Linked DNA regions of Homo sapiens: region 1 is linked to region 2. Evidence: read pairs that join two places in POLR2A ChIA-PET (ENCODE). Cell type or tissue: A673. All regions are shown on one strand. Links, peaks and the distances in the headings refer to the core of each region. The heading gives the core; the rest is flanking DNA. Region 1 overlaps HMGCLL1 (3-hydroxy-3-methylglutaryl-CoA lyase like 1). Region 2 has its middle 46 kb from the start of BMP5.

Region 1 (16,326 bases), core at 6,529-11,528, 400 kb after region 2:
GCATGTGTTGAAGAAATTGCATGCTCTATGTCTCTTTCCTGTTGTACGCCTGCATATAGAAAGTAATACTGTCAGTTATGTCTAATCCAGCTACTGGAGATTGTAGACAGATAGCTTCTGACATTATCCGCTCATTTTGAAGAGATAATGAATATTGTCCTGGATTATCGATAGAGTTGGTGGTGGGGCAAAGAAAGCAAAGTATCCTTCAAAAATATATTTTTAAAATTATTTAGCAATCTATATTAGTGAAAAGGAAAAATGAGGGCTTATAGGTCCATGAGTTTAAGTCTTTTCCTAGCAAAATTTAGGATAGTTGATTAAACAGAGAATTTATGAACATGAGATGTACTCGGAAATCTTATGGATGTACCAATAAAAAGACATACCAAACTGACCTCACTTGTTTGCTGATAGTATTTCTGGAGTATTTAAAAAATATCCTTGACTATCTTGTTGATATTTCTCTGAGCAAGATATGAAATTTTACCAAAACTGGTATTTTTCCAAACTTTAGTTTTTATCAGTGAAACTTTTTTCTTTTTTGTCATGGGTAAAACTTTATGTAGAACTTCAATATATGATATAGACAAGAAAGTCACCATAAAAGATTTGTTGAGGTCCCTTCTAGGCTGTAGGAGAGGTCTTATCAGTGTCATCATCTGTTATAAGTTTTAACGAAATTTTCAATAGATATTTTTGTGTTCTTTTTCTTAAGGAGGCCCCCTCCTAAATTGCAGTCGCTTTAGGTTCAAGACCACAAAATGGGGATTCATCTCTGAATAAAAATACAATTAGCTTTCCTTTATCGAAGTAGGGTCAGAAGGCCTAGAATGTGCTAATTTGGCCCCCTTCAAGCCAACCTTATTGATTCCCAAACTTGTTAGGATTTCTAACATCTCCTGAGAAGTTTTGTTAATTATAGATTCCTGGCTCTTACAGGAGAACAGAATTAGAATCTGTACCAATATGTCCAAGAAATCTGTATTTTTAAAAAGTACCTCAAATAATGCTGATGATGGATTCAGTTTGAGAGATATTGGGCTAGATGATAAAATATGCCACAAGACTGTTCAGCCTGAAGGTGAGTTCTCTCTAGGAGCTCTGCCTTTGATATTCTGATGCACACAATCTTTAGTAGTGACTAAGATGAAGATATAGAAAAGATAAGATATGGATGATATAGAAGGTAGAAGATATGGAAGATGTGTTTATCAAGGAGGTATTAGAGAACATGCTTTGCAGTCAGATAGACTTGGGTCCCTGCCCAGCTTTTGCACTCACTAACTGGGTGACCTTTATTTCTAATATCACTATCTAGTTCTGTTGATGTTAGACTTCAACAAGGTTGGGAATCAACAAGGTTGGGAATCAGCAAGGTTGGCTTGAGGGAGGCCAAACCAGTGAACTCTAGGCCCTCTGCTCCTACTTCAATAAGGAAAGCCTAATTTTATTTTTATTCAGAGGTGAATCCCCATTTTATGGGCCTGAAGTGATTGCAATTTAGAAAGGAGTCTCTTATTAGGTTGTTAAAAATTTGTAAAAGGATACCACATAAAGAATTAAATACCCATAGGTTTAACATGTAACTCAGCATAAAGTAAATGTGCTTTTACCATTATTACCATCATTATTAACAATAAAATAGTAGAAGAATTAGTGGGAAAAAAATCACAATTCAAAGTGGATTGAATTCAAAGTGAATTCGAATTAGAATAAAGGGCTAAAACCAAGGGAGATAAATGTCAATTCAATTCAACAATCATTTATTAAATCTTATTTCATGCAAAGTATTTAAAGAGCTAATGATTTAATAATGGAAAGTGATGCATGAATCAAAAATTATACAAAATTTGATAAGAGCAATGATAGATAATACAAAGCAAGTTAGGAAGTATAGAGACATCTAAGTCAAGTTGGTTATTGAGAATGTCATGTAAGAGGAATTTTTGAGTTGAATATTGGAAAAATGAAATCAATTAACTAGATAAAAAAGGGAAAAAGATTTTTAGGCAGAAGGAATAATGTAAAGGATCAGAGACCTGAAATAGTGGGCATAATGCTGCAGACATTTTGCTATCATCAAAGGCAAGCTGGGAGCACTTCAATAAGAGTGAGGTGAGCTGTTAAGAAAAAATAGGGGTCTGGAGTCCTCCAGACCTTCAAAGGCTTAGCTGCAAATTATTCTGGAATCTCAGTAGTAAGAAGATGATAACGAAGTTCCAGCTGGGGGTAAGGATAACCTTAATATAAGGCTTTCCTTGGTTGTATATTGGTCATGGATGTCAGATCCAAGGTGACATCCATTTCTTAGAGTCCAATAAGTTGGGATTAGTGTGACCTGACCACAGTACTCTGGACCATAATAATGCTCATTGTAAAGCACAGCAAAAAAAATCTGTTTTGTAGGGTCTATGTGGGTTACACAGGAATCTACTCCAAAACTTCTACTCCTCACCGCAGGGAGGAGTTGCAGACTTTTCTAAACCATGCATATAAAGCAGCAGAGGAAATTACTGAATGTGCAGATTTCCAGTTTACAGTCTCAGAGATTTTTGGTTCATTGGGGCCAATACAGAATATAGAAATAAGCATTTTAAAAGTCGTCCCAGATCATTCTGACCTAGGCAGTCCTCAGGCCAGTATTTGGAAGCACAGCTCTAAGCACACTGGACCCTTCAGTAAATGACACATACTGAGTCGGTTCCACTTGGTGGAAGTGGGTTTTCTAAGAGAGTTCCAGCTTTGAGTCTCAGTAACTCTGGCTTAGTTAACAAGATAAAGGGCCTTAATTATTTCAGTTAGATGTAATTAAAATAAAATTTGGAGCCCCATGCTATCCTTTCATATACGAAAGCATGCTCAAAATGTCAAAATAATTAAGTCATTCCAATCTTCACTCATGCTTCATTTAGAATATTTGAAGGGACCTAATTTCATATCCTACCATAGGACTTTAAAAATCCCCCTTTTCAAATATCTTATACCCTAACTCTGTTTTAGAGCCTAAACATTTAGAGGATCTCTAAGTGATCCTTTTTTTCATTATGCCTCTAAGGCCCTCTAGAATTCTTTTTTTAGTTTTCTGATTCCATATCCCGGTGGGTGTCGCATAGACCAGCATAGACCAAGTCTGTGGATTGAAGTAAGGGAAAGATTTATGCTAACAGTGGCAGAGCTGTCTTTGAATGATGATGAGGTCATGGAAGTTGCTGGGGTCAGGAAGAGCCTTTAAATACTATTCCTCAATTTTTACTCTGTTTGATCATTTTTTGTACTTCTATAACAGATAATATTAATTACTATTACTATTACTATTAATTAATAGTAATAGTAATTAGTATTAATTACACTACTCAAAAACCCATGCTGTTACAGTTTATTCCTCTTTTCCTTTTCTTGGTTATTTTACTTCCTATTCAGTGCCTCAGAAAGTGCTGTAAAGTTTAGCCTTGTTGCATCTGTCAAGGTCCCTCATCACAAACACTGGAACCAGGAAATATGAAATTTTCCAAGGGACAATCATTAGATATGCCTCAGGTTCTTTTGTCTTCAAGGATCGCGTTTCTGGCAAAATGCAAAGTTTGAGCCAGTCTCTGGGATCATTCAGTTTGAGAGTCATTTACCACTATCTATGCCCTATTACTTCAAGTGAAGCAACTGTTTGTGCTCTTGCTAATTGATATGTCTGGATGGTTTAGGGCCACCTGTCTGTCTCTGGGTGAGATCTGCAAATCACTAGGAGATATATGGCCAACCACTTGTAGGGAACTTTAGATACTGAATACATCAATTTGGAGGATCCCGTTTTTTTTTTTTTTTTAAAGACTATAAATGCCAAATACAACATTATATAGGAAAATAAATATTAATTTTAAATGAGAAAAAAGAACTTATGAAATTTTAAAATTTTAAAAGTTAACACATATTACAAATATCTCAAAATTCAGAAAAATAAAATTTTAGTTTTAAAAATTTAAGTGAGCATCTGAGGTTAATTCATAATACGCTTTTTCTCTTATTTTGTGACTATACATTCTTTGTTCGTCTCTTTCTAAGGTCAACACTATGATGTTTTCTATGGAGAGTGTAGACAGATAATTCAGTCTTTTCTCTAGCACTGTCAATAAAACTTTATTTATAGGTTAGAAAAATCTTTCAGTTTAATAATTCATTATTAGTAATGTGTTAAGATGTAATCTAATACTTTGATATATGTAAATTTGTACGCAGATATAGTCTTTATTTTAGAAGAACTACTACAGTTTTGCACACTTCACACGGAGGAATTTTGATATATTCTATTTTTGTAATTTTATGCAATTAAAAATAGAAACATGCACAGTATAATTGTTATATGGAATATATTTTTGATAGATGAAAATTTCCATTTGATTTCACATGGATGAAAACAGATTCATTTCCTTACAACAGTATGTATATAATGTTTGGAAGAATTTTGCACAAACTAGCCTCTGGTTGTATACATTTTGAATTTTGTTTCTCCTTAACTATTTACATACTTCTGGTGCCAGTTAGTGTAGGACATTAACATGGTGAATATGCACTCTTGCTCTACTCTACAGTGAGTTGTAATATGAGGTAAAATTGTGTACTATATCTTATATGATATACTGGGTTTTATATATTTTCAGTGTATGAGAATATTTACACCAACATTCTGAAAGAGTGCAGCAATTGTGAGCTCTCCCAATTGGCAGAGTCTGGCCTGGATTTGTACATAAAAAAATATAATATAGCAACCTAAGGAATTAAATGGTATTCCAATCGCCATGTGTTACTTGAAGACCATTGCAGGAGAACCGCTGTATACATCACAGCAATACTTTGTATAACTCCCCTTTTTTCTTCTCATCTCACACCGTTTCACTGCTATAGAGCAGTCAAAGCAATTTGCCAGTAAAGCTTACCTTTCAAATCCCAGGCTGTCCTTCCCGAATATCATGACTGTTTAGATTATTTAGATTTTCTGGCTATGCCTTCCTTGTTTACCTAGGACTTCTCAGCTAGCTTCTTACCTAGTACACTATTACAAAGCATAAAATCTCTCTTGTTAGAGGGCAAGGTAGGGAAACAATTTGAGCCCTTTATCAGATAGGTGGAGTGGAGACAGGACAATGGCTGAGACTCACTTACTGGTGATGCTTGACTCAGTCATATCAACTTGACCAGGTCAGGGAAAAGGGTACAAAATATAGAGTCCTATATTTAGGTTACAAGATCTAGTTCTAAGAGAGGTGGTCAAGTTATATAATTTTGTAGATATCATTGTAAAGATACCACTGTAAAAATATCTTTGTATTTTTTTCTCACATGAATTTTAGATCCTCCTCTGAACTCTTCTGTCACTTAACAACAGTGCTAACTTAAACTTTTAATATTTCCACCCCATCACACAGTTAAATTTTCTCATCTTCAGCAGAGCTACAAAAACACACTGAATAATTTCTATGGTAATACAGAACCACCCAAAACATTCTCCTCTTCTGTAGTTTGCAAACTTATAGTGGACTAATCTCTCATTAAGTTAAAATAGTAAACATAGAAATGACATGTATCATAAATGGGTATGAGAGAATTACATATAAAAAGTGTATTACAAATGCAGCTCTGGAATTTAGAGACCTGTACATGGAGTAGCTTTGTAACTGCATTTGTTCAGGGCCGGTGCAGCGGGGAGTTAATCACTGATTAAAATCTAAATGAATAGGAGTCAACTCTTGTCAAAAAATGAATAGGAACTCTCAGTTCCTTATGTACTTCCATTTAAAGTAAATATTTATTTCACTTTATTGAACATCCCACATTGCATGTTATCAGTTGGAACTGAGTAAACTTTACTCAGTGAAAGTTCTATTTTCTCTAACTGTCATTTTGAAGAGAAGTAAAGGGTGATAGGTATTTTTACCTTTAATTTTGTGGGACTTGAAAATGAAAGAATTGTATACTTTGAAAAATGTTAAAAATTAATTCCTATAAAAAATTTCACCCTATAACTTTTTGGAGTATTTTAATAAACAGTATCCTTTAAGTTTAGGGTTATTAAATGTTTTTCTTTTACAATACACTAAAAAGTAATAATTTATCATACAAATATATGAGTATATATAAATAATATATCAATAATATACCAATCTCAGCCTTTATAATATTGAAGAGCATCAGGCCTTTCCCTGGATTAGGCTTTGGCTTAGGGGAATGTTGTGGCTGGTTTGATCTTCTGCCTAGACCACTCAAACTTTCTCCGTTTCAGCAATAAGGCTGTTTCACTTATTATCTGTGTGTAAACCAGAGTAGCACTTTTAATTCCCTTCTGACTTTTTCTTTGCATTTAAAACTTTTCTAACTGTTTGGCATAAGAGGCCTGGTTTATCACCTATCGGGGCTTTCAACATTCCTTTCTCACTAAACTTAATCATTTTAGCTTTTGATTTAAAGTGAGAGATATGTGAGTCTTCCTTTCACTTGAACATTACAGGCCATTTTAAGGTTGTTAATAGGCTTAATTTCAATATTGTTGTGTCTCAGGGAATGGGGAGGCCTAAGGAGACGGAGAGAGGTGGGGAATGCCCAATTGATAGATCAGTTGAACACACACAACCTTTACTTATTAAATTTGCCATCTTATATGGTGTGGTTCATGGTGCCACAAAATAATGACAATAGTAAAATCAAAGATCAGTGATCACAGATCACCATAACAGATATAATAATAATGAAAAAGTTTTAAGTATTGTGAGAATTACCAAAATGTGACACAGAGATACAAAGTGAGCACATTCTGTTGGAAAAATGATGCCAATAGATCTTGATCAACTCAGAGCTCCCACAAGCCTTCAATTTGTAAAAAACACAGTACCTGTGAAATACAATAAAGCACAGCTGAATAAAGCTAGGTCTGCTGTAGCCTATTTACAAAAAAACAGTTGAAACTTCCAATATGATTCTCTTTCAGAAGTTTTTGAGAAACTCTTTCATTGTTTATCACTGCATTCTCATATGCATTATCTTGAAATTCCACTAATCTCAGGGAATTTGGGTGAGCTGATGACACTAACAACACTTAAACTGTATTTTAGCCATTGCCATTGTCTGGGGAACATATTGAAAGCCTAAATATTTGGAACACATTATAGTATTCAGGTAATTACAACATGATAGGATATCTAAATGTGTATAGTGTGAACTATCCCAGTTTAATTACGTCATGATAAGAGTTAGTAGCAAATAAAATCTCTAAGCTTGTTAGGCTATAATCTTCATGATGCTTTGCATATCTTGAAAACTCTTGCAGAATGTTACGCAAATATTGTGATGATTTGGATCTATATCAAAATGTGCATGCTTAAAACAATTCTTAACCATGGTAGGCCTATTTTTTTTTTTTGGCTAGAGATATACAGATATTGCCATTTCCAGACTGTGTGCTGGTGATGGCAAAACTTGTTACTAACCAAATCATGAGGATTTTTATCATTTTAAATTTAAAAAATCACTGCAACGTCTGAAAAAAGTTTGTTAAATAAAACCAGATGTAGAAAGGCTTTCTTAAAATGTCAAAACAGTAATGTAAATGAATTGTTAGTTTCATTGTTTAAATTATAAACTTTAGACATTAAAACAATATTAAGATTGAAGTATAACATAAACTCCCCAAGAGAAAAAAAAATTAAAGCAAGGACTTTGTACCTTGAATTGGAACCTGCCCTTTTTTATTCATTGGAATAAAATGATACTCTATCAGGATTTCCTAAAACTCTTTACTTACTTGCCTTTACTGACTAAATTAAGACAGAATACTATTATTTCTTGAATGGCCTCATTATATTGTGAGCACTTTTAAAAATGTAAAAGTAGTGATTTTTTTGGATTCTACTTTCTGTATTTATCATAATTTTATTAAGATACCTTCAGTGATTATCAATTTTTAGTTTTCATGATCTGGGAACTTCATTATCATCCCTGTTCATTTTCCTTTTTTTTCTTTTATTTATTTATTTATTTATTTATTTATTTATTATTATACTTTAAGATCTGGGGTACATGTGCAGAATATGCAGTTTGTTACACAGGTATACATGTGCCATGATGGTTTGCTGCACCCATCAACCCGTCATCTACATTAGCTATTTCTCCTAATGCTATCCCTCCCCCCGCCCCCCACCCCCTGACAGGCCCCGATGTGTGATGTTCCCCTCCCTGTGTCCATGTGTTCTCATTGTTCAGCTCCCACTTATGAGTGAGAACATGTGGTGTTTGGTTTTCTTGATCTATTGATTGAAACATCTATTTAAAAAAATTATTGTTTGCTTCATTATATAAGCTTGTTCCCACTGTCTCAAGATTTTTGTTAAATTATGTGCAGAATGAATTAAATATAGGCCAAGATTATCTATATTTATTGTAGATTAAAATTTGTTTATTTGCCCATTATTCCGTTTTATGATATACTGCCAATCTCTATCCAAATCTGTATTTGGTTAGGAACATGATCTTTATTAACTTTTGTTATCATGAGAATACATATGTCTCTAATAAATACTTATACATACTATGTTTACTTAGGCTTAAGCATTAATAATATTGATTAACATTATTCTTTAGTGTTGTTTTACATTTTATTACAATATCCTAAAACTTTGCTTTTCTTTCTGCTTATTATCGGAAATAAGTTTGCTTATTTTCTTTTTGTAATTTGTGTGTGCATGCACATTTGTGTGTGCATGTTAGAAAAACAGAGACAGAGACAGAGAGTACTCACACTCTAAATAGCATCAAGCACAAAAGCTAAATTCATGGATATGCAATCAAAAACTGTGTAAATATGTACAAACTATTTACAAAGGAAGGCTATAAAATGGTGAGAATTACAATTTTGAGTAAAGTGCTCCTCTGTGTTATTAGCCACTGTGTCCTCTTCATTTTTCTTTAGTTCTATTCCCAGTACCATTTTTTTTCTACCACAGAACTTGTCACAAGATGGATTCTCACAATTACCTGAGAGTTGGCCTCTCCTATCTAGACTATCCTTTGCACCTCCCCTAAATTAATTGTTCTATAATACTACATTTAGTCCAGTCTTCTCCTTTCTCAACACCCATTCTCCATGGCTTTCTATTGCCTTCAGCATAAATCAGAATCTTTATACTAACGTGAACCTAACTCAAAGACACATCACAGTGTGTGATTTCCTCTTCATTTATAAGCTTATCCCCAATTGTTCACTACTAATCTTCTCTAGCCAAATAATATGTTACCACTTACGCAACCGTCCGTCTTTCTTTTCCAACCCTATTGGTTTTTCAGTGTTGCAGCTTTTATAGCTGTAAAATGAATTACCTGAGAACTTAGTGGCATAAGTAAACATTTACTATGCTCACTAATTCTGTGGGCCAGGATTTGAACAGGACATGGGGGACAGGTTGTGTCTGGTCTTCAGTGTCTAGGGCCTCAGCTGGATGACTCAAATGCTGGAGGCAAAAGTCATCTGGAGGCTACTTCAATCACAAATTTAGGGGGTGACACTGACTATTGGCTGGGGGCCTCAGTTCCTCTTCACATGGGTTCTCCAAGAGGGTCTCCTTATGTGGCCTCTTTGCGTAGGCTAATTTGGGCTTTCTTACAGGATGTTGGCTGATTTCCCCACAGTGGCTTTCCCCAAAAGAGAAAGCCATATGGAAGCTGTATCCTTTTTTGTAACCTGGCTTCAGAAGTCATATAGTATGATTTCCACTACATTCTAATAGTTGGAGGAATCACAGTCTACCCAGCTTCAAGGAAAAGAGTAAATAAAGTTTACCTCTTTGTGAAAAGTGGTGAGATCCTGGAAGAACATACAGGACCAGAAATATTGGTGTGGCCATTTTTTGTTGGAACAATGCCACAGTGAAGGACTGCAGCTTGTATCCCATGTGCTCTTTCAAACTCTCCCAGACTTTTATAGGCCATACCAACCTTTATTCATTCTGAACTCTTATAATCTGTGATCTCATTTACAACCAGTATATTTCTTTGAATTGTTAACATTCCATGTGTATCTGTTTTGTCTCCCCAACTATACTACTAACTACTTCAGCACAATAACCTCATTTTCCCCCAGGAAAGTAAGGTCTGTATTTTTATTTTCCACAGGACCTAGCATAGAGCTTTGGACATAGTAGGGGCTCAATAAACAGCTAGATTAAAGTCAGATAGATTTAGAATGAAATGAGAGATATCACTTTTATGCATTGTAAATGAATGTGGTAGATACTGTTTGGAGAAGACGGGAATTGGTGAGGCAGGGGATAGTGGATACAATAGTATAGAATTAAGTGAGAAAAGATCACCTGGTAAACACAAATAAATGTGTTTATGAATGAAACACGAAAGCTTAAATGTAATAAGTCATGATGGCAGTCAAAGGAAGGTACTTCTTTGCATCTTAGGTATTTAATTTCAAATTTATATGTATTTAAAAACTCATATAAGTAATGCAGATTATACTAATTGAAAGCATTAAATTTAACTCTGCTGGCATTTGAGAGTTGACAAGATGAATGTATCAATAAGAGTAAATATTGTAACATGTATTTTTATATTTAATATTATAATATTTTTCAAATGTATTTAACTATGTTTTAAAAAGCATTTTTTGTTTGGATTTATTTGCTTTTAATTTTTTAAATTCAAAAATAATGCATTCTGATGATAGCAAACCAAGTTATATAAAGAAAACCCAATAGCCCTTTTTCTGCATTTCTATATTGAGGATTCCAGTTTTGGTTTGGCATATTTTCACAGCTTTTTGCATGTTCATTTTGTATACTTTCCACTGCTTATATACTATTCTTCATATTTATTGTTCATGCCACAATTTATTATTTTTAAATATGTAAGGCTCATGGTTATGTCAATGGTAATTTCTCTGTGTGATGATTATGGGATCTGATTAATAGTTATTGTTTTAAGAAGCTAATTCTTAGACTTTGTGGCAAACTGGTAAATTTGATATTTTAATTCAAAGTTGAGTTTTTTAGAGATACAGAAAACAAAGTGTTGACAGGGTAGGTTAAATTTTTCAGGTGAAAACTCTACTGTATTAATTTGTTCACATATGAAAACGTGGTAATACTATGATAGTGTTACATAAAGCTTTATAACTATTACTAACTAAAGCACCAATGCTCACCAAATAGCATTCTGGGATCTCAGCCTTGTTAAACTGTTCTAAAGAATATGTGTAATTTACATTTTCCTAAACATTGTAAAATTTCATACACTGAAAATTATTTGGACATAAAATTTTCATGTGTATGGTAAATGAATAGCATATTGCCTTTCCAACTTTCCCCAGTCTCAGGAGTATTTCAGCCTTGGACCATGAAATGAAAGGAAGGGAATAAAGATTGGTTAAGTGAAAATAATAAAGTTCCGAATTCCTATCTGTAATAACTCATTTTACAAGATCCCATTCTGTAAAACAGTTAAACTTATCTCTACTTATTATAAGTCTATGAGACTGAGAACTACTTTCCTTTACATTCACTGGCATTTTTTTTTATTTCAGATATTAATTTAAAGACTCTAACTGTCCATGTAACTATAACCTACCTGAAACTAAAATGATTCTCGGTAACATATTCGAAGTTACACATTTACATATAACTATTATGTATTTAAGATGGCTGATCACACTGAAGTAATGAAAGGCATTCATCAATATCCAGGAGTTCGCTATCCTGTCCTTACTCCTAATCTTCAGGGTTTTCACCATGCTGTAAGTGTGCTACTAATATCTCTAAAATTGATAGGCCTCTTATCGTTTTAAAGATATTTACAAAGTTAAAATTGTGTCATATGTAACTCATCTGTAATACAAATACTATGCTAATGTACTAACATGAAGACATAGAGCTCCAAGTCCTCACAGCATTGTTGGGGACTAAAGTGGTCTATATACCTGGCTCTTCCAGCTTCACCGTTCAAAAATCAAAACACAAAAGTAAAATTCTGCATTTTTTTGTGAAATTTCTTAGAAGTATATTTTGTGCTTCTTCTTAAATAAGTAATATAGAATACTATTTAAGCATTTTTCAATGCAATTTTTATAGTTATTAATATTGTTGAATTTGGTAATTATTTTTGTCAACCTTTGTTGATCAGCTTTTTGTGTCTGTTATTTTCTCCCTCTGGGTGAAAAGCTAATTGTCATTTTATCTGGCTCTAGTTACTTTCCCTATTTATCTTCTGATTTGTTTCTTTTGATCCTCTGTGATTTAGAAATTTATATAATTTAAATAAAGCTTTAATAATTATACATATGAGACTATCCTCTTCAATTTTAAGGTGTTATCCGTATATGGGCTTATTGCATAGGTTTTGCAGCAGCTATTTCTGGTATTAATGAATATTAATGAAAAATATTCATTATATGAAACTATATTATGTAAAGTTGAGATTGTGGGGTATTAATCGTATAATGTATTTTGTTAGAACCATTTATTTTTCTCTTGGGTTTGATTTGATAAAATTTTTATTGCGTTGTTTAAAAAGTCATTTAAAAATTATAAATATTGGTGTCATCTAGTAATCCTAACAAAGTAAAGAATGTATCTTACCTTGAAGAAGATACTGAAAGGACACTCTCATGTTAACTCAGAGGGGCAAGCACTGGAGTGGAACTAATCTTGACTTTGGAGCAATTCTGTGCTCAAAACGTGACTCCAGAACTTTTACTCCCTGTGTGATATCATGCTAAGGATTTACCTTTTTTGCGCTATAGCTGTTTCATCTGTAAAATTGGCATAACAACACTTAGTTTACACAGTTGTTTGTAGATGACAAAAAGCACATCCATAGTACTAAAAACAGTACAGACAAATAGTAGATGTTCACTAATAGAGTTTTTATTTTAGAAATTGAAAATTTATTTTGGATAGAGGCATAAAAGCCAATATTTTTTAAATGTTTGAGGAAAGATGAAAAGATAGCTTTTAAGTTTTTCTCCCCCCATGTATTTTTTTTTTTTTTTCTGAGATGGAGCTTTGCTCTGTCGCCAGGCTGGAGTGCAGTGGCGTGATCTTGATTCACTGCAACCTCCGCCTCCCAGGTTCAAGCGATTCTCCTGCCTCAGCCTCCCAAGTAGCTGGGACTACAGATGTACACCACCACACCCAGCTAATTTTTGCATTTTTAGTAGAGACGGGGTTTCACCATGTTGGCCAGGATGGTCTTGATCTCTTGACCTTGTGATCTGCCTACCTTGAGTTCCCAAAGTGCTGGGATTACAGGCGTGAGCCACCGCACCTGACCTCCCCCCCATGTGTTAATGGGGGATTAGCAAGAGGGGAGAACGTAGGCAAAGTGCTAGAAATACATTAACAGAAGGTCTTAAACATCCAGCTGAATGACTGAGAGGCTTGATATTTGAAAACAAGTCACTGGAGAGCCTGGAAGAAGGAATAAAGTTGACAAAAAGTGCAAAAAGGAAATTGATTAGATTAATATTTTGCATTTAAAGACTGACAAAAAGATCAAAGCATTAGGTACACACGAGTATGGCTGTAGAAGTCAGGATACAAAAAAATAAAAGCTAGGTTAGGAGACCAAAGAAAAACTGGGGGCAAAATCTAAATGATGAATTGGAAAAATATTTTTCTGTTGGATTGTAGGAAGAGAAGATAAACAAAGTAGTTAGTATCTTCCATTTTAATAATTGGTTTGGAAATATTTTTTCATGGAGGATAAGGGTTTTATTGGGGTGCTAGTATTTTCCATAATTAGGCTTACAGTATTTCTGAAGATAATACATAATTTTTAAAAGGCATAATTAAATAGAACATCCTCATTGTGTTTTTGTGCCTCACAGACTTATGAATATTGCAGTTTGTGGATTATTCTGTTATTACAAAATATTTTTACATTTCGAAAGAATATATGTGGCAAGATGAGAGGAATCCAATTTTAAATTCTAAGGCAAATATTAAAGAATACATGTATGCCTTCATAGAGTAGTTAATCTTTATTCTACCACTGTCATTCACATTTTTGAAGTTATTAGATTTGGCTTTAAATTATATATTTTTCAGGTTGCTGCTGGAGCTACTGAGATATCAGTTTTTGGAGCTGCATCTGAATCCTTTAGCAAGAAGAATATTAACTGTTCCATTGAAGAAAGTATGGGAAAATTTGAGGAGGTTGTTAAGTCTGCAAGACACATGAATATTCCAGCACGAGGGTACTTATGAAATCCCACAAATTCTGTTTTGTTAATGTTTATTGTTAAAGCTTACTCAAAAATTATCTAGAGATTCTTATATCATTTATAAAAATATACATAGAATATCATATTTCTATTTTGTTTAATCAGGGTAATCACTATATAGTTACATCTCATTAACATCACTGCTGATTATTAGTGAGTATCTAGCTTGTGGAATGTGTCATGCAGTTGAAATCAGAGGAACTAGCATGCAAATCTGGCATTATTAACTATTTTATTAACACTCTAGCACCCAAATGCAGCCCTCTTATCTCAGCCTACATGTGCTGATAAGTTGGTATAAACTCACAACAGCTTTTGGAAAAGAATCACCTAATGTGGTTTTCAAATTTTTTTTAAAACATGACTTTTTCTTCAAAGAGTATTTTATGTAGAACTTCAATAGAATACAGCAGATATAAAATTGAGCTGCTCTGGGAAATCATTTTATCCATTCTTTCTCCCCCTCAATGGCTGACTTTTCTACTTCCTCTGGGTGATCCCAAATCACCTCCATAGTATCTTGCAGAACACTGTTTAAAAATACTTGATAAATTGCTTATAGAAGATAAATATAAACTTTCAGTTCTCTACTATTTTCTATTATATGTGATTTCTATAAATTTAGGAGTATCAGAGATATCAATCCCTTTCTCCTCGCCTTGCCTTTTTCTTGTGGAAACTTATCAGCTGTTCATTCTAAGAGATGTTGATTACAGGACATGGAAAATAAAAACTGACCCAAGATCCACAAACCTAATTTTCTCTCTCAGGAGTTTAGAAATGGTATACCAAACATGGTTACTTGTATTGAAAGATTATGTGATTTTGTCACTGAGTTCACTATTTTGGGGTTCCTAGGATGGAGCCACATGCAAACCAGTGACAGGACAGAGTAGTAGAAAGCAGAAATGGAAAAAGGAGGCTCCTAGCGGTGATGAGAGGTATGGGGGAGGGAGGAGAGGGAAAAATCTGCCTTGGTGCTTGTCTGCTTCCAGGACCAATAGTTGCCTCAAGTATTATAACCAGGCCTATGGGTTGTGAAACCTATAATGCATTTTTGTGTGTGTTTGTTTCTTAAGGAAGAATTTGTTTCTAAGACATTAGCTACTTTTTCTATTAATTTTATAAATATGGAGATATGATGAACACACATCGTAACAAGTTAAAGTGCATAGCGATTGGTAATAGAAGGTTGAAAGCTGGGGATGGATTTGGGTGCAGGCTGTACTTCCCTTAGTTGAGGTGAGCAAAGTTCATGGTAGCGGGAAAGATTCAACAGTTAATGAGAAAGATAAGTGAGTCAATTGTGACTGAAAATATTAGTGAAATGATTGGAATTTCAATCAAGGTGTTTTGGGGGAACAATTAGAGTTAGACTATACCTAGTAAAATATTTTGTTAGTTTGTTTTCTATTTATATTTTTCCTGTCCTCCATAGTAAGTCTACATGAGTTTCTAAAATTTGAAATTACTTTTGTAATTAAGATAGATGCATATCATGTAAGGACTATATGAGAAAAATTTAAAATCCAAGGCAATGTACTTCCAAAGACATAAAATAAAGGATATTTATTTTTCAGGCAAAAGTTACAAAACCACAATCAAAAAGGAGAGATATACTATTGGTTTCTCAATTCGAATATAAATAAGTTGTCTCAATTTTCTTTAAAATAAAGAGAAAGATGAAGACCCTATTCTACTTCAATATGTGTTTAAAGTGTGGAGTATAAGCTTTAAAGTAATTCTCATTGGAAAGTTAAAAAGTATGTGACTATAAGAAGTAAATTGCTTATGTAGCTTGCTCTTCAAATAGGAAGGGTTTTTTTAGTGTTGAAAGATGGATGCAAATATAAGTTGTAGGAAGTAACCTTTTATTATCTTAGCTTTCTGTTGTAAAATGGAATAGTTAATGTAACTGGGCTAATAAAAATCTTAAACCCTCTTAATACTCATTGTTTGACAAATAATATTGCCTCATCAGAAAAATGAAAACTTCTAATCGTGCTGTGGCTTAAGTTTTCCAGGCTTTGATGAACAAGAAGTGACCCACAGTAAAGCAA
Region 2 (16,326 bases), core at 6,550-11,549:
ACTAGAAATTCAGAAGAAAAGACAGATCATGTTTCTGCCTTCATGGAGCTTACATGCTAGCATGTAAAGTGGCATGCAGATACATCAATAGTTACCACGTTAGGTAACGATAGATAAAGAAAGGTAAAGGAGACAAGGTAGAGAGTGAAGGAATGCTGTATTTTATGAGGTGTGGTCAGGAAGTGGTTCTCCGATGGACTAACATTTGAGCGGAAACCTGACTAAAGTGAGAGTGTGAACTCTAAGCATGTGCAAAGTCCCTAAGACAGGTGTCTTCAAGAAAAATCAGAAGGTCCATATGGTTGGAGAGGATTGTAGGTTAGGAAAATATTGTTAAGGCAGAGTATATGTGTGTGTGTGTATATATATATGGCAGTATATATATACATATAAATATATATATGGCAGAATATGTATGTGTGTGTATATATATGTATATATTTATTAGCCTGGGCATTGTGTGTAGGTAACCTAGAAGGTCCCTGTGCCCTGCTGCCTGACATACAAGTGATTAAAGGAGCCAGATTGTCTGAGAAGGCTGTAGAAGAGTGTGTCTTGGTGCCATGGAGGGGCAGTAGACTTTAGCAGATGATGCTAGCACAAAGATCAAATGAACCAGGTGGGACCAAGCACATCTCAGCAGATAGGGGCAGATAATTTCTCAGTGACTAATTGAATGAAGCTTGATTGTAGGGAAGCATAGCTTAAACTCCTGAGACCATAGATTTCCTTGAGAGGGAAGCAGGAAGAATGAAAACAGGAATAATTAAAAACTCAATGAGTTTATGTAATACAGTATCTGAATTACAAATACCCAGAAGAGATTGTTGAACTTAAAAGAACTAAGCTACCTTGAAAGTATTTGAAAGATTGTTTTATCTACTGAGTAAAAATTGAAATTTGAAACAGGATGACATCCTTTTTAGATTTTAAAAGTGCATTTTTTTTTACATCTGGGTTATAGTTTGCAAATTTAAACTCTTGCTGTATTAGTAAATTTGGCATACTACACAATACTGCACAATAAAAGACTTATCATAATGTGTGCATGCTGTCATGAGTCCAAACTGATTAATTTCTAGTTTTTAAATCACAAACCACTTTCACAAGAGGAGACTCTCAGAATTTCCACAACTCTTCTTTATTTTCATGCCTCTGAAAATTTCTACTCATACCTTAGTGTGGTCATATTATGGTTCCAATTCCTCCTAGAGAACCTCTAATGCATCCCTTCAAGTCCTTCAGTATCCTGAACTCAGCAGCCCCTGCCTTGGCATTTTTCTAGCACAAGGAAAAAGAACACTGGGGGAGGGAGGATACGTATGGGAGGTTTTGTGGCCCAGGCCTGAAAGTGATGCAAGTCACTTCCACTCATATTCTAGAATTGAGCCACAAGGCACACACAACTGCAAGAGAAATTAGGAAATGTGATGTCCTTTGACACAGGGACAAAGGAAGCTTTTACTACCCTAATCATGACTTTCAACTAATAGTGGTCAGGCACATTATAATTTAATCATCTTGGATAAAACATAATGTAGGTCACAGAAATATTAACCTAATTTTCTATCTATACTGATTTTGCTGAGGTAAAAGAAAATTCTCTTTTTATAAATCAGAGACTATTTTTAAAAATGTCAGTTAGAATGGTGATCATTAAAAAGTCTGGAAACAACAGATGCTGGCGAGGATGTGGAGAAATAGGAATGCTTTTACACTATTGGTGGGAGTGTAAATTAGTTCAACCATTGTGGAAGACAGTGTGATGATTCCTCAGGGATCTAGAACCAGAAATACCATTTGACCCAGCAATTCCATTACTGGGTATATACCCAGTGGATTATAAATCATTCTACTATAAAGACACATGCACACATACGTTTATTGCAGCACTATTTACAATAGCAAAGACTTGGAACCAACCCAAATGCCCATCAATGATAGGCTGGATAAAGAAAATGTGGCACATATACACCATGGAATACTATGCAGCCATAAAAAAGGATGAGTTCATGTCCTTTGCAGGGACATGGATGAAGCTGGAAACCATCATCCTCAGCAAACTAATACAGGAACAGAAAACCAAACACCGCATGTTCTCATTCATAAGTGGGAGTTGAACAATGAGAACACATGGACACAGGGAGGGGAACATCACACACCAGGGCCTGTCAGGGGATGGGGGTGGGGAAAGGGGAGTGAGAGCATTAGGACAAATACAGAGCTTAAAACCTAGATGATGGGTTGATAGGTGCAGCAAACCACCATGGCACATGCACACCTACGTAATAAAAGCACGTTCAGCACATGTATCCCAGAACTTAAAGTAAAATAAAAAAAAGCATAAAAATGTCTCCAATGTTATAAAATTTGCATTTGACTCAATTTTCACTTTCTACAGCTCACTTTGCTGAATAAAATGATTTTCCTCTGAAGCTGGGTTGGATAATAATATGAATGACAAAATATACCAAATTATCTCTTGCTCCCTACCTTGAACCTCTTTTCCTAGACTAAATTGGTATATTTCCATTATCTCCTAAAGTTTTCTTTCCTATTAAAGGAATGTAGTTACTCTACACATTTTCACCTTCTGTTTCCTTTTCCTCATTCTGTTCAGAAGACGTGAATTATTGAACTGACTGGTAAATTTGGGAAGGAGTAACCTGGGCACACTCAGTTCAGCTCCTCTCACTTCCCTCTTCGGGAGCAAGTGTCCCTGCAAGAGGACCCATTCATTTTGAGCTTCCCCTTCTCCCAAATTGGGGTTATATATTACACATGGAGTGATAAAGCTTTGTCATAGAACCAATATTTGGAGTCTGGAACTTCAATATATAAACAAGGCTTTTAAAACATTGGTGGTTATAGAGCATTTATTACTGCTAAGTCATGGGCAAAAGGCTTTGAATCCTAGGTAGCACACAGTTTTACTTTGGTTGGTGTCTGTAGATTAGTGGATTTTTATAGCAATGGGATTTTTCAAGCTTAAGAAAAGTCAAGGAGTCATTGAAAGTGCAACAGGAAAGCAACCAGGCTTTTGTGGGTACAAACTAGAATACCTATACAAAAGGGAATCCTTACAAGTCTTTGAGGCATGGTGCATTGAAGAAAATTTGCTTTCTTTAAACTGGAAAGACCCTAACACTTGTAAAGCTCTACTTGCAAATATCCTTAATGCAATGATTAAACAGGCAGTGCTAGGTCAAATGTCCCAAATTTAATTAAGAGTCAGGGAGAAAATTTGGAGACATAAACCCTGAATTCATATGGCTTGTTCACAGACTTAAGAAAAATGTAATTATTGCAGGTTGACGTGCAGGCATTGGCTTCACCAAGAGGAACCAGGCCTAAGAATTGTATGCAGTTCCAAAGTGGAGGAAGAATTGTATGCAGTTTGGAGAACACATGGGCGGGGTACTAAAACTCATGAGGACCCTGTACACAGTCCAGGGTATAAGCATCAATAATAACGTCAGTTCACATATCTGCTGAGGTTGATTCTCCAGTTGAAACAAAGGTAGGGCAATGACTATATTCTTTAATTGTCAAGCTTTCAGGCCTAGGAAAATTCCTAACAAGAAGTAGGAGCATTATCCTTGTGGGTTCCAAATGGCAATTATCCTTTTCTCAACCCTAAATTCAGTCTTTTTACAGTTATGTGACTGTGTAGCTACTCTACTCAAGAGAAGCTCACATTTAAAAATCATTTAATATAAAATGAAACAAACTACCATGATTGAGAGTAAGCAAAAACAATAATTAAGATCCTCAAAGGCTTAATAATCTAAAATGACTATTTATAAATTTTTTTGAAGAAATAAAGATACACTAGAAAAACATGCCGAGAAAAAAGATGATAAAATAGCCAGCAGAATTCAAAAAGAATCAAGGAAAGCATCTAGAAATCAATAATGAAATGTTGAAGCTGAAGAATTAATAGGTTGAATAACATATGAGGCACAGGTAGGAAATAACTAATAAACTAGAAGTTACATTCATTAATTCAATAAATATTCACTGAGCACCTGCTATGTGCATGTTTTAGTCCTTTGGAATATATCAGTGAACAAATCCGTTAGGGAATTTGCAGTCTTATGGGAAGTGAAAGACAAAAGACAGGAGAAATAGATATAATGTATAATATTTTTAAAGGTAGAAAATTCTATAAAAAGAAAAAAATAGGTATGTGTAAAAAGTATTAGGTATAAAAAAGTAAAAAGGAAGAAGAATTTTAAATAGGATTAACAGGGTATCATTGAAAGGGTAATAATTTGAGCAAACATTTGAAGGAATTGAGGGGGTTGATCTAAGAACAGGGCCCTAGAATATGGCAGAATAGTGCCATATGCCCACTAATCCATTAAAATTTCCCCATCAGCACACAGGAAGAATACTTTCCCAGACCTCTTGTATCTAGGTAAAACTGTGTGAGTAATTCTGACTAATGGAATGAGTGTAGGAGAAATTGAGTCATACATAGCGTGTTCTCTGATCACAATGCAATTTAGTTTAAATCCAAGAAGCAAAAAGCAAAATTCAAAATGCATGAGTTTGGAAATTAAAACACCTTATAAGTAGCTCATGGGAAATTCTAATAGAAATCTAAAAATATTTTGAACTGAATGATAATGACAAAAGAAACAGCATCGAGAGTTCTAAAGCACATGTGAAACTTTGATATATTCACAAATGTGACATTTCGAAGCAGTAGGGTAAGTAGGAGTTCTGGGATTATTTGTATACAGATGGAAAAACAAATAAAATTAGATCCCTGCCTACAACATACTAAAATATCATATCCAGGTTACTTAAATACTTAAATTTGACACAAAAACCTTAAACTTTTAGAATAAGGTGTAGGAAAACATCTTTCTGGCCTGAGAATAGAAAAGGATTTCCTAAAGACGATACAAAAATTGCTAATCATAAAGAAAATTATTGATATATCTTGATTTATTAAAATTAAAAATTCCTCATGACATAATATAAGACAAATAAACCACTAACTGGGAAATGATATTTTTCATACATATTGATAATAAATTATTAGTATCTGGAACATATAAAATGGTGCTACAAATCAATAAGAAAAAACAAATGAATAGAAACCTGGGCTAAAGACAGATATTTCATCAAATGCAAAATATGTAAGACTAAGAAACACATAAAAATATGTATAAGCTGCTCACTAGTCAGAGAAATTAAAATTAATACCACAATAAAAGGTCATTTTTCACGAACTCTTGGTTCTTGTGTTTACTAAGCGGTAGAAGAACTGTTGCAAAGTAAGATGATATATTCCTTCATACTTTTTGTCTAGTAGTTATTGTTTTATGAAGCCAATTAAATAATAAGATTAAACATTGATTTTTTTCATTTATTTATTTAACAAATATTTATTGAATGTCTACTATGTGCCAGGAACGCTGCTAACAATGTACCATTTTGTAACACAAATCATTTATTTGTAGAAATATGATGCTTTACAGAAATATCCCTAAACATTGTCATATTTATTTATTTATTTTAAACTTTAAGTTCAGGGGTACAAGTTCAGGTTTGTTTTACAGGTAAACTTGTGTCATGGGGGTTTGTTGTACAGATTATTTTGTCACCCAGGTATTAAGCCTAGTAACCGTTAGTTATTTTTTCATATCCTCTCCCTCGTCCCACCCTCTACCCTTCACCCTCCAATAGGCCCCAGTGTGTGGTGTTCCCCTCCATGTGTCCATGTGTTCTTATTATTTAGCTCTCAATTTTAAGTGAGAACATGTGGTATTTGGTTTTCTGTTTCTGCATTGGTTTGCTAAGGATAATGGCCTCCAGCTCCATTCATCTTCCTGCAAAAGACATGATCTCATTCTTTTTTTATAGATGCATAGTATTCCATGGTGTATATGTACCACATTTTCTTTATCCAGTCTATCATTGATGGGCATTTAGGTTGATTCTATGTTGTTTTTATTGTGAATAGTGCTGCAATGAACATACGTGTGCATGTGTCTTTATAATAGAACAACGTATATTCTTTTGTGTATATACCCAGTAATGGGATTGCTGGGTGGAATGGAATTTTTGTTTTTAGGTCTTTGAGGAATTGCTACATTGTCTTCCACAATGGTTGAACTAATTTACACCTTCACCAATAGTGTGTAAGTATTCCTTTTTCTCCACAACCTTGCCAGCATTGGTTATTTTTTGACTTTTAAGTGATAGACATTCTGACTGGTGTGAGATGGTATCTCATTGTGGTTTTGATTTGCATTTCTCTAATAATCAGTGATGCTGAGCTTTTTTTTCATTTGATTTTTGGCTGCATGTGTGAAAAGTGTCTGGTCATGTTTTTTGCCCACTTTTTAAAGGGCTTGTTTGTTTTTATTTGTCATTGTCATATTAAAAGTCACTTTATTGGTTTACATTTATTGTATTATCAAATATGTTTCCAGAATAGTTGTATCAGCTTATAATTTTACCAATAGTAGATGATGTCAGCACTGAATATTACTATTAAATGTATTTACTCTATGTAGGGAAAGGATATTGATTTTTAAAAAGAAGAAATACGCATCATCATTAACAAAGTAAAAAAATCACAGTCTCACTTGTATGTAAAGAAATGTAAATTGCGAATTAAGCAGCAGCATATTTTGTTTATTAGTTTGGCAAAGATTAAAGGATGAAACCAAGTGTTGGCATGAGTGGAGAGATATGAAGAACCACAGACATAGCTCTTAGGAGCAAATATTGGCACAGTCTTTCTAGAGGAAAATGGTTTCAAAAGGTTTAATGGGTGAAGTCTTTGACTCAGAAATTTCATTTTAAAGAATTTTTCCCTTAGGAAATTAATTATACAGATGCACAAAAATGTCATGTAGAAAACTATTCCTTGATGAATCCTTTGCTACAGAAACAAATTGTAAACAGAACATCAAGAAAAAGTTTGTTTAAATAAATTTTGTTATTTTTATAGTGTGGGATGATAAACAGCTATTAACAATAATTGTGTGGATATTTATTAACATGAAAAGATATTCATGGAACAGTAAGTGAAATAAGCAAGTTTTAGAACAATATATATTATATGTATTTCAAATGCTTATACAAATTTACATATGTATGTACATGTGAAACATGAGAATGCAGATACAGGAAAATATAAACAGTGAATATCCCTGGATGTTGGAATTTTAAGTGATATTATATAATTTTTTTTCTTTGGGGCATTTTTATTTTTAATCTTTCTTTTATTAGCTGAACATATATTAGGTGTATAATAATTTTTACAGAACCCAACTTTATTTGAATGGCAAAATGGTGACATCATTAACTTATATTATTTGAATCCTCTTGAAGTTGAATTTTGCCCAGTACTTATTTCCTTGTTTTTCTTTTGTGATTTGTATTCTCACATTTTTTTTTACAAATTTTTTATTAGTAGTTTTTTTCTTTCTTGTAGAATTTAGAGGTCTTTATATATTTACAGCAATACAACTTGGTTTCTTATTACAATCAAATTTAAATTTCATCATCTGACCAGATGTGCATACATAGCAATACAAATCTAACTTTGTGTAAGTCTTCATAATGTAGAAAGCATTTTCTTGCACTTATCACAAACAGCCCACAACAACTAATCCAAACCATCACAGCCCAACTCAAGTCAAAAGTGCCGTTCCCTGTTCTCACAGTCATCAGGTAACCTGACTTATTTCTTCAGAGACTGAAACTCTTTCAAATTCCTTCCTATCCCACTTCTGTGCCCTCCCCACTCACAGTCACATAGACATTTATCTATGTCTATATATATGTCCCTATCTCCATCACATGCACTTTGGTGGAGAGAATTGCCCTTCCACCTGTGTCCTGGATCCCATTCCCTGCCATCTCTTTAGTGAACTTCAATCCATTGGTAATCACCCTAGTTCTTCTGTATGCTCCTCTTTGTTGCTTTTCTTTTCTTTGTATATAAGCAAGTTAAATTTCCATCTGACTAAAATAAAAACAAAACAAACCCACTCCCCAGTGCAAAACCCAAGTCCCTCCTTGAGGTTTCCTAACACAGCTAGTGACACAAAAGATTTATGATCCTGTTGTGCTCCAAGCATTTATTGAGCACTCAAAAAGAGTCTGGTACTACACCAGTTTCTAGAGCTACATAGATGAATAAGTTACACACCTTTGAGGACTTTACCATTGTCCTTTGTGTACTTAGGGCTTTGGGTGCGATTGACAGAATTCTTTTTTTTTTTTTTTTTTTTTTGGGACGGAGTCTCGCTCTGTCTACCCAGGCTGGAGTGCAGTGGCGCGATCTCGGCTTACTGCAAGCTCCGCCTCCTGGGTTCACGCCATTCTCCTGCCTCAGCCTCCTGAGTAGCTGGGACTACAGGCGTCCGCCACCATGCCCGGCTAATTTTTTGTATTTTTAGTAGAGACGGGGTTTCACTGTGTTAGCCAGGATGGTCTCGATTTCCTGACCTCGTGATCCGCCCGCCTCTGGCCTCCCAAAGTGCTGGGATTACAGGCGTGAACTACCGCGCCCGGCCGACATAACTCTTACAGTGGAGATTCATTCGGGTATGAACAGCTGTGAATTCTACAAGGAAATCCTTGAATAAAGGAGGAAATGACTAATTAATTAAGTGAAGATACTAGACCTTGTTCAAATATGCAGAGGGGAACTATGGATGTCAGTTGGCTAACAAATGCCATTGCTGCTTTTTCCTTCTCCATCAAGATTCTGAAAAGAATATGATTGTCACATCCATGGAGAGCCAACTTCTTCTCTTTTTACTTCGATAAAGGCACAACAGACAGTTTTCTATATTTTTTGTCTTTCTTGGCCTCTCTGAGACATCTGATATTTGACTATCTCTCTCTTTCCTAAAACCCTTTCTCCCTCCAATTTAAGGTTGCAATGATGCCCACTGCACCCCCACCCCCAACGCTGCTTTTTTCCCGACCTCATTTATGAACTTCTTGTCCTCAGTCTTTGTGTCCTGATCTTTTTTCATATTTTTCCTGGCCTATTTTTGTCTTCATCTACAACTTCTACTCCCATATGTATTTTAATAGTATTTAGTGAGGAATGGATTTATAATTGCTTTAATCCACCGGAAATCCTAAGCAAACTGAGTAAAGGAGAACTTGTATCATTTCCAGTATCTAATGTCCAGTAAGCACTAGAAAAATCCTGAACTCGACCTGGATTTCCTACCCCAAATCTCATCCAGATATTTCCATGCAATTCGTCCAAAAATAATTCTGGAACCATCCTATTCCTCCATGCACTAGGATGTTACATCAGGAATATTTGAATGGGTGCTTTCATCCTCCTCCAATGACTCTTTGTTTCCTTTTAATGTGATTTTAAAAAATTACCTGTAGGAATAAAACTTCCCCTGGATGCTATGATAATTCAAGGATACAATTCTTAATGTAAGTGAGAGTAACTTAAAACAATGCAATGTGCAACATAAGGTAACAATTTTTTTTTTAGAATAAGCTTATATAGTTCAATGGTACAAGAAAACTTATGCATGTATATACAGTCATGCACCACATAAGGATTTTTTGTTCAACAATGAACTGCATATAAGATGGTGGTCCCATAAGATTACAAAACCATTTTTCATGGTATGTTTTCCATGTTTAGCTATGTTTAGGCACACAAGTACTTACCATTGTGTTGCTGTTCCCTATATTATTCAATACAGTAACATGCTGTACAGGTTTGTAACCTAGGAGCAATGTAGCGTAGGTGTGGAATAGGCTAAACCATCCAGGTTTGTGTGAGTACACAATGATGAGATTGCCTAAGCATGACGCATCTCTCAGAACATATCTACTTTGTTAAGCGACACATAACTGCACACACACACACACACACACACACATACAGGTATACAGATGTATATCTTTTGCAGAATGCTTTAGAGACATCACATAGCAGAGTACAGGAAAGGGCAGGTTGCTACAGCCTTGACAGTGTGTTTCAGCTGGTCCATGTGCTGCAGGTCCTATGTCTGTGTAACAGACAAATTGTCTGCTCAGTTTACTACCGTGCCCTGCTCTTCTGATTTCTTTCTGGTTTGCTAAGGAATCTCCATGGAGCCCATGACTACCGCATGTGTGCAAAGGGAGGAACAGCCTTTTTTCCCCAATGCCCTGTCCAGGCACTCAGGTTATCTGGGCAGGGAGGGGCTGAGGAACTTCTGATTCTGTGTCTCTTGCAGAAAGGTTGACGGAGAGATGAGGCCAGCTTTCGTCAAGTGGGCACAGCCAGTAGGGTTCTATTAGGGTCTTCCTGGTGGAGGACCCTGACTCTGATCTTCTTGTCTGCCTGCCAGACAAACCTGGGCACATTTGAACCATATCAAATTGGCTTTGTATTAGGTGTGCGGTGTGCGTGTATGTGTGTGAATTTCATTCTTTGGGAATATAACTTGATATACTTAAGTGCAATATATAAACATTCAATTACTTTAGGCCTCTAACTTTTAAATACATTTCCAGGAAAGCAAACACATGTAAATAGAGGACTTTCTGTACATGCATATAATGAAATGCCTTGAAAGAATATAATAAAAATGTAACAGTTTGTTTCTAAGCATTATGCATGCTTATTATTGTCTCTGTTTTGGTCTTTATAGTTTTCCAAATTTTAAAAATAATCATCAAATATTACCTACGTATTTCCTATCCCACTTCTGTGCCCTCCCCACTCGTAGTCACATAGGAAACATATCATGACTAAGAAACTTTAGTCTTTTTGTGTTAGGATCAGTGGCCTCTAATTTGCAATACTTAGCAATTAATTGATAGTTTAGTGTAGATAATTATTATTAGGATTTGATTTTTAACCCTCACTAAGAATTGTTTTTCTGATCTTTAAATGGTCATTTTACTAAATTTTTGCAGGATTTGTTTTAAAAATAAAAATTTTATAGGCAAATACTTTGGGTATTGCTCAATCAGAACACTTTATTCCATCAAATTCTCAAGCTTTTGACCAAAGAATGAAATCATGATGAGATCACTCAAAAGGCAACCTGGCACTTTAGAAACCATTCCACACACTATTTAAGAAAGACTATTATCTATGCCAATGAAATTACGATGACTAATAGTTTTAACATTTATATTATTATGATGCATTAAAGTCCCTGTCTAATTATATCAGCGTCTCAGCATGATATATAAATCTATTTTGTCAGAGGATGTATTACCTTCATTTACCAGAATGAAAAAATATAGATAAAATTTAAATGATTCACCCAAGGACATATGTTATTTTAAACACCGGGAAATGGGACTCTAATCTCTAACATCTAATTAAGTGCTCTATTTATTAGCATATATTCCTATTAAGCATGTGATTTTCATTAAATAATCTTATAGAATTAATTTATTTGAAATAGGCTTGTGATGAGTAATCAGAACTTGACTTTCCTTGTACCTGTTAGTTTGGATTCTGAAAATTACTCAGGTCTTTATAAAGGAGAAGAGATAGGATATGGAGAGATATCATATACTAAGGAATACATCTGAAAATGTTTGAAATAAAAATTTTGTGATAAGAATCTTTCTTCCAAATTTTAATTATATTTAAATTGATGACTCAAATTTTGAAGCAAGGGAGAAGTATCATGTGGAGAAGCTTTATAAATGTTAAACATTTGCTTCTGATTTGAGCAACATTCTGTCAGTGTTGCAGCTTTCTTTCTTACGATATCTTTGTTCTATTTTGTTTTAGTCCGTTGAAGCCAGGAAAAAAGTGAAAAAGAGAACATTTTAATATTTTTAAAATCTGGGTGAAGTTTGAGATACATGAAGGGCTTACTTTATTATTTGTTTTTAGTTGCTTTGTTCACTTTTAGTTTTAATAAAATGTGAAACAAGACAAAACTCTCTGGGGTATAAGCCTGTTTATTTTATTGTGCTCTGTTTAGTTATTCAAGGGAAAAAAAGTTACAGAAGAGTAATCGTTGCCATCTGTTGTATTTGAGTAAAATCTAGCCCAAAAGTCAAAAAAGTCATGGCAACAACTTATAAAAACAACTGCAATAATATCAACTCACTATGGTTACTGGTGAAACTTTATTTTTCTCCCAAATGAAGTAAATTTCCTCAGAGGATTATTTTAACATTTGATTTATATCATTATTAAATTTGCCTCCAAAATCATCAAAATCTCTAATAACACTTCTATTTAACTCTGCCTGATAGGAGATTAGCAGATTTTCCTGTCACTCTGACTCAAACCTCATCAAAACTCCCTCTTTGGAGAGTGTTATTTTTAAGAACTTCTCAGGATATAATTTTAAGGAGCAATGTATGTGTGGGTGTGTAGGTGTATACATTTTCCCATAGTATTAAATGGCTACTGTTACTGGCAAATATGAAGTGCATGCAAATTTGGTGAAGTATAGGGTTTTTATTGTGACTTAAAACATTGTTCATATAATGGTATTGCCTTAGGCCATATTTTTGTCATGTTTTCCTTTAGAAATTGTAGTTGTAAAATATTATGTTGTCTTTAAGATAGACATATTTTATACCAGACTGCTCTCTCTAGAGAAAATAAAGGTATAATATGGCATCACTTGGCTTCTTTTGAAATCAGCAGAATATTGAAAGACACTCATTGGAATTGCCTATGTATTTACTCACTTTGATATTTGAAAAGGGAACTCCAATTGCCTCTACCAAAGGAAAAATGACCTACTACATCCATATATAAACACTTAAAAATTGCAGATTTAACCCCTTCTAAATGTTTTTTAAAACATAATCAGAGTTATTGTAGACATTCAAAAATATAGCATATTTTAGAGAAATTAGCATAAAACTTACCATGAAGTGGGATTTAATTTTTTTCTCTACTTTTATTTCGAGTGAAGTAACTACACAAAGTGAAAAATTAATTTAAATTATTGATACTAAATTTTCATTTGAATGTAAAATTACTATGTCTACTTTTAATATCTACAAAAAGCCTTGTGATTCATAAATAAGAAAAAACGTTTGAAAGTACTTGGGTGTTTTTCAGGAGAATATTTTTATGTATACCTATTATTGTAAATTATACATTAGTGAAATTTGAATTAATTTGATTTACAATGTTCGCAGGGTTTGTGTATGTACGTATGTGTTTTGTAGTGAAGAAAAATATGTAGAAGAAAAGTGCACTCATTTATCTAACACATATATTGTTCACTTATGTATGAGGCAATGTGCTAGGTGTTGTGTGGGATTCATAAATTAGCTTTAAGAAGTTTACAGTCCAGATCACGTAAGGAAAATAACATGTATACATATCTTTGCATACCTATAAGTAAATATAGAATCATATTTTTAATAACGAACATTATTTCTATTATAGTCCCCATCACGAAAACTATTTTTCAGCTATTTCTAGGAGTCCATAGATGGTGCTCATAGATGTTTAGAGTAAGGTGATTTAGCCACAGTAGCCATGTGCCATTTTTTCTTTTTCCTCTGAAACAATTTGATTATGCATGCTCAAAAATCCTGGTAGGTGACTCATCTGGGCTACTAGTTGTTATCAAAAGCTTTAATTTTGTGCCTCCCACTTGTTGTCTCTTTTCATTCTCATAGGCCCCATGGGAATTTTTATCCTGTGCCTCCAAACTTATAAGTAGCAAAGTGATTGATAACCACAGGGTTTATCTGAGTCTGCCAAACTTGCTGTTGGACCAACTACTGAAAATGTGGTGTCAAAGAGACGTTGTAGCTGAAACTGCTAGCTGTGTGAAGACCCTTTGTGAGCTGGGAAAGCTGGTGGTCTTCAGGCTCTATAGCTATGGTATGCAACCTCAAATATGGAAAATTGTTTCTACTTTTATGGTGTGTATACCAATAATATTCAGAATTTTAGTGAAGCAGTCATTTATTGTTGCTTGCCAATAGTAGCTCCCTATCTCCCTGGGATTTAGACATAAATAAATCCTCAGGAATAGGAAAGGAAAACTGTATCAAAATCACCTGGACCCTCTGATAATGAGAGCATTGCTATTGAACCAGTTTTGTTTTTCTATATGTATTTATCTTTGGTTAATTTCTTTCCAAGTGCTTATTGTCTTCTTGCAGATATGTTACTTGTGCACACCTAACCTGTGCACACCTAACCTGTGCACTTGTGCACACCTAACCTGTCCTGCCAACCTGATGGAACTTGTCTACATTTTAAAGTGAGACCACTTTGTACATACCTGGGCCCCCTATGAGAGTTCGCAGACAAGGAGGTATACGGCTTAAGAAAAAAAAAATTTGTCTAAGAAGATTTCATAACAATGTAATATTTGAGCTGATATTTAAGAGAATTGAGGAGAGAACACGACCAGATATGCAGAAATTAAAAAAAAAATTAAAGTTGTAAATGGGTGCCAACAAAGCCAGTTGTGTAGCAAATTTTAAGCAGAAAAGGTTTAAATTAAAGGCCTACAAAATGTGTGGAGGGCTAAAGGAGGGGATCCCATCCTGGCCCTCCAGGGAAAATTTCCAGAGCATGAGATAATTGATTCACCAAAATTTCCTCATGCTTCCGTATGGTTGCTATGGGCACTACTAAGTTTAAGACTCGAAGGGAGCTGATTTCCTAGGATTAGAAAGCTGTACCTGCCAGTACTCAGGAACCTGAAGAGGGGACAGTGGAATGATTTGCAGGAACATCTCACATCCGACAACTTTGCCTCCTAGCAGAGGAAGTTGACCTCAGGCTCACTTGTCCCATTATAAATATTGTGAGATACATCTAACTGTTGGTATTGTGTTTGTATTCAGAATCGTGCCTGAAAGATAGATATGGAAAAATTATACCATGAAATAAATATATTTACATACAGTTAAATAATAATATATAACAGTTATATATAATTTAATAATATATTATTAATAATATAATATATAATATATAATTTATATAATATATAGTAATATTTACACCATGAAAATTGACAAATAATACACATCAGACCCCCCACCACCACTAAGAGCCAGCCGATTTTTAAACATTTATTAGTACATCCCTGGTACATTGACTCAATCCATATTATCTTCCATATTTTGCACAGTATATATAATATGTAAATAAAATATACAATACAATTAGAATATTATAAGATTAGAATTTTGATGAATTATTTGGTGTTGACAAATATGAAGCTATTCCTTTTGTAAATTTTTGTAAATAATCTTATGAATGAAGGCACTGGACTTAAGCCACTCTGCTGTGATATATTAAGGAACCAATATATATACATGTTTATTATAAATATACATGTTTATATATAAATATACATGTTTATAAATATATGTAAACATGTAAATATATGTTCCTATTAAAAAATACCACATTTATTAACAACCTATGTCTCTGTCTTGACCCAGTTTTACAGTTTGAAGCTGGCACGAAATAAATATTGTATACATGGAATATGATGCAGCAACTAATTTTTTCTACCATCCAAACATCACTGATAGTATCTTAAGTTGAAATTTAAAACATCATTAATGGTGAGGCAGTTTATTTGCATGAAAATAAACATCAGTTTACATTACAATGAAAATTCTAATATTAGCTTTAAAAGAACTTGTATGTAAGCTAGGAGAAAGGATTTCAATTAGCCTTTGACTTTATAATTAGTTAATAATAATTAAATGCATTTTCATTTGAGCCAAAATAATCTTTTTTTTTTCTCTTAAATTTCAAAATGTTCTTGAGTGCCTCATGGAAATAAACTGAAGAAAAGTTAAAACGGCTTGGTTGTTTTCATATAACCAAGGTTAGGCCTTGTATGGAAAGGACATTCTATCCTCTTATAAACTGCAATTAAGGGCACTGAGGAGATAAAACTTTTAAGAATGGAATTAACTGTGTCATGTAGAAATAATGACAGAAAGCATCTGTCATCACGTGAGCTCTTGATATTTATTGAGCACTTAGAAAGAGTCTGACACTGTACTTGACCCTAGAGATGAAAAAGTCACATAATTTTGAGCAGTTTACAGTTGTCCTTTTGTATTTTTTGGGTCCTAAAATTGATTGACACAACCAATGAAATTGGAGCTTCTCTCAGGTAAGGGCAACTTCTGTGAATTTTGAGGAAAATGTTTGAATGAAAGGAATCATGGATAATTACTCAAGTAAAGAATGAGGATAATCTCAACTCTGCAGGAGAGAACACTGGCTGTCAGTTAGTTGTAAGGTCAGCCTACCTGATGGGACTGTAAACAACTCAAGCACAGCTGTCTGTCCTGCTGAGTGCAGGGTGGTGAGCTGATCCTGTGAGAAGGGGCTTACCC

What was found. ChIA-PET counts read pairs that join two places held together with the same protein. Peaks named below come from ENCODE experiments on the same cell type or tissue, not always from the same donor. Only the 100,000 strongest peaks of a DNase experiment are listed, where the experiment ranks them.
Region 1: POLR2A ChIA-PET joins it to region 2 with 11 read pairs; 1 of 35 experiments calls an interaction of 5 or more read pairs at or near these places.

Annotation. Positions count from the first base shown.
Region 1 is chr6:55,511,961-55,528,286 of GRCh38, reverse strand. HMGCLL1 (3-hydroxy-3-methylglutaryl-CoA lyase like 1) reads left to right here. Exons shown (of 9, transcript NM_001042406.2): 4 at 11,684-11,779; 5 at 14,091-14,239. Among named protein-coding and RNA genes, the nearest start is that of HMGCLL1, 59 kb to the left of the region's middle. In A673, for the core only: no CTCF peak of the experiment used is centred there; a DNase peak (open chromatin) is centred at 9,236.
Region 2 is chr6:55,913,608-55,929,933 of GRCh38, reverse strand. No RefSeq gene overlaps it. Among named protein-coding and RNA genes, the nearest start is that of BMP5, 46 kb to the right of the region's middle. In A673, for the core only: no CTCF peak of the experiment used is centred there; DNase peaks (open chromatin) are centred at 8,613 and 11,103; H3K4me3 peaks cover 91 bases.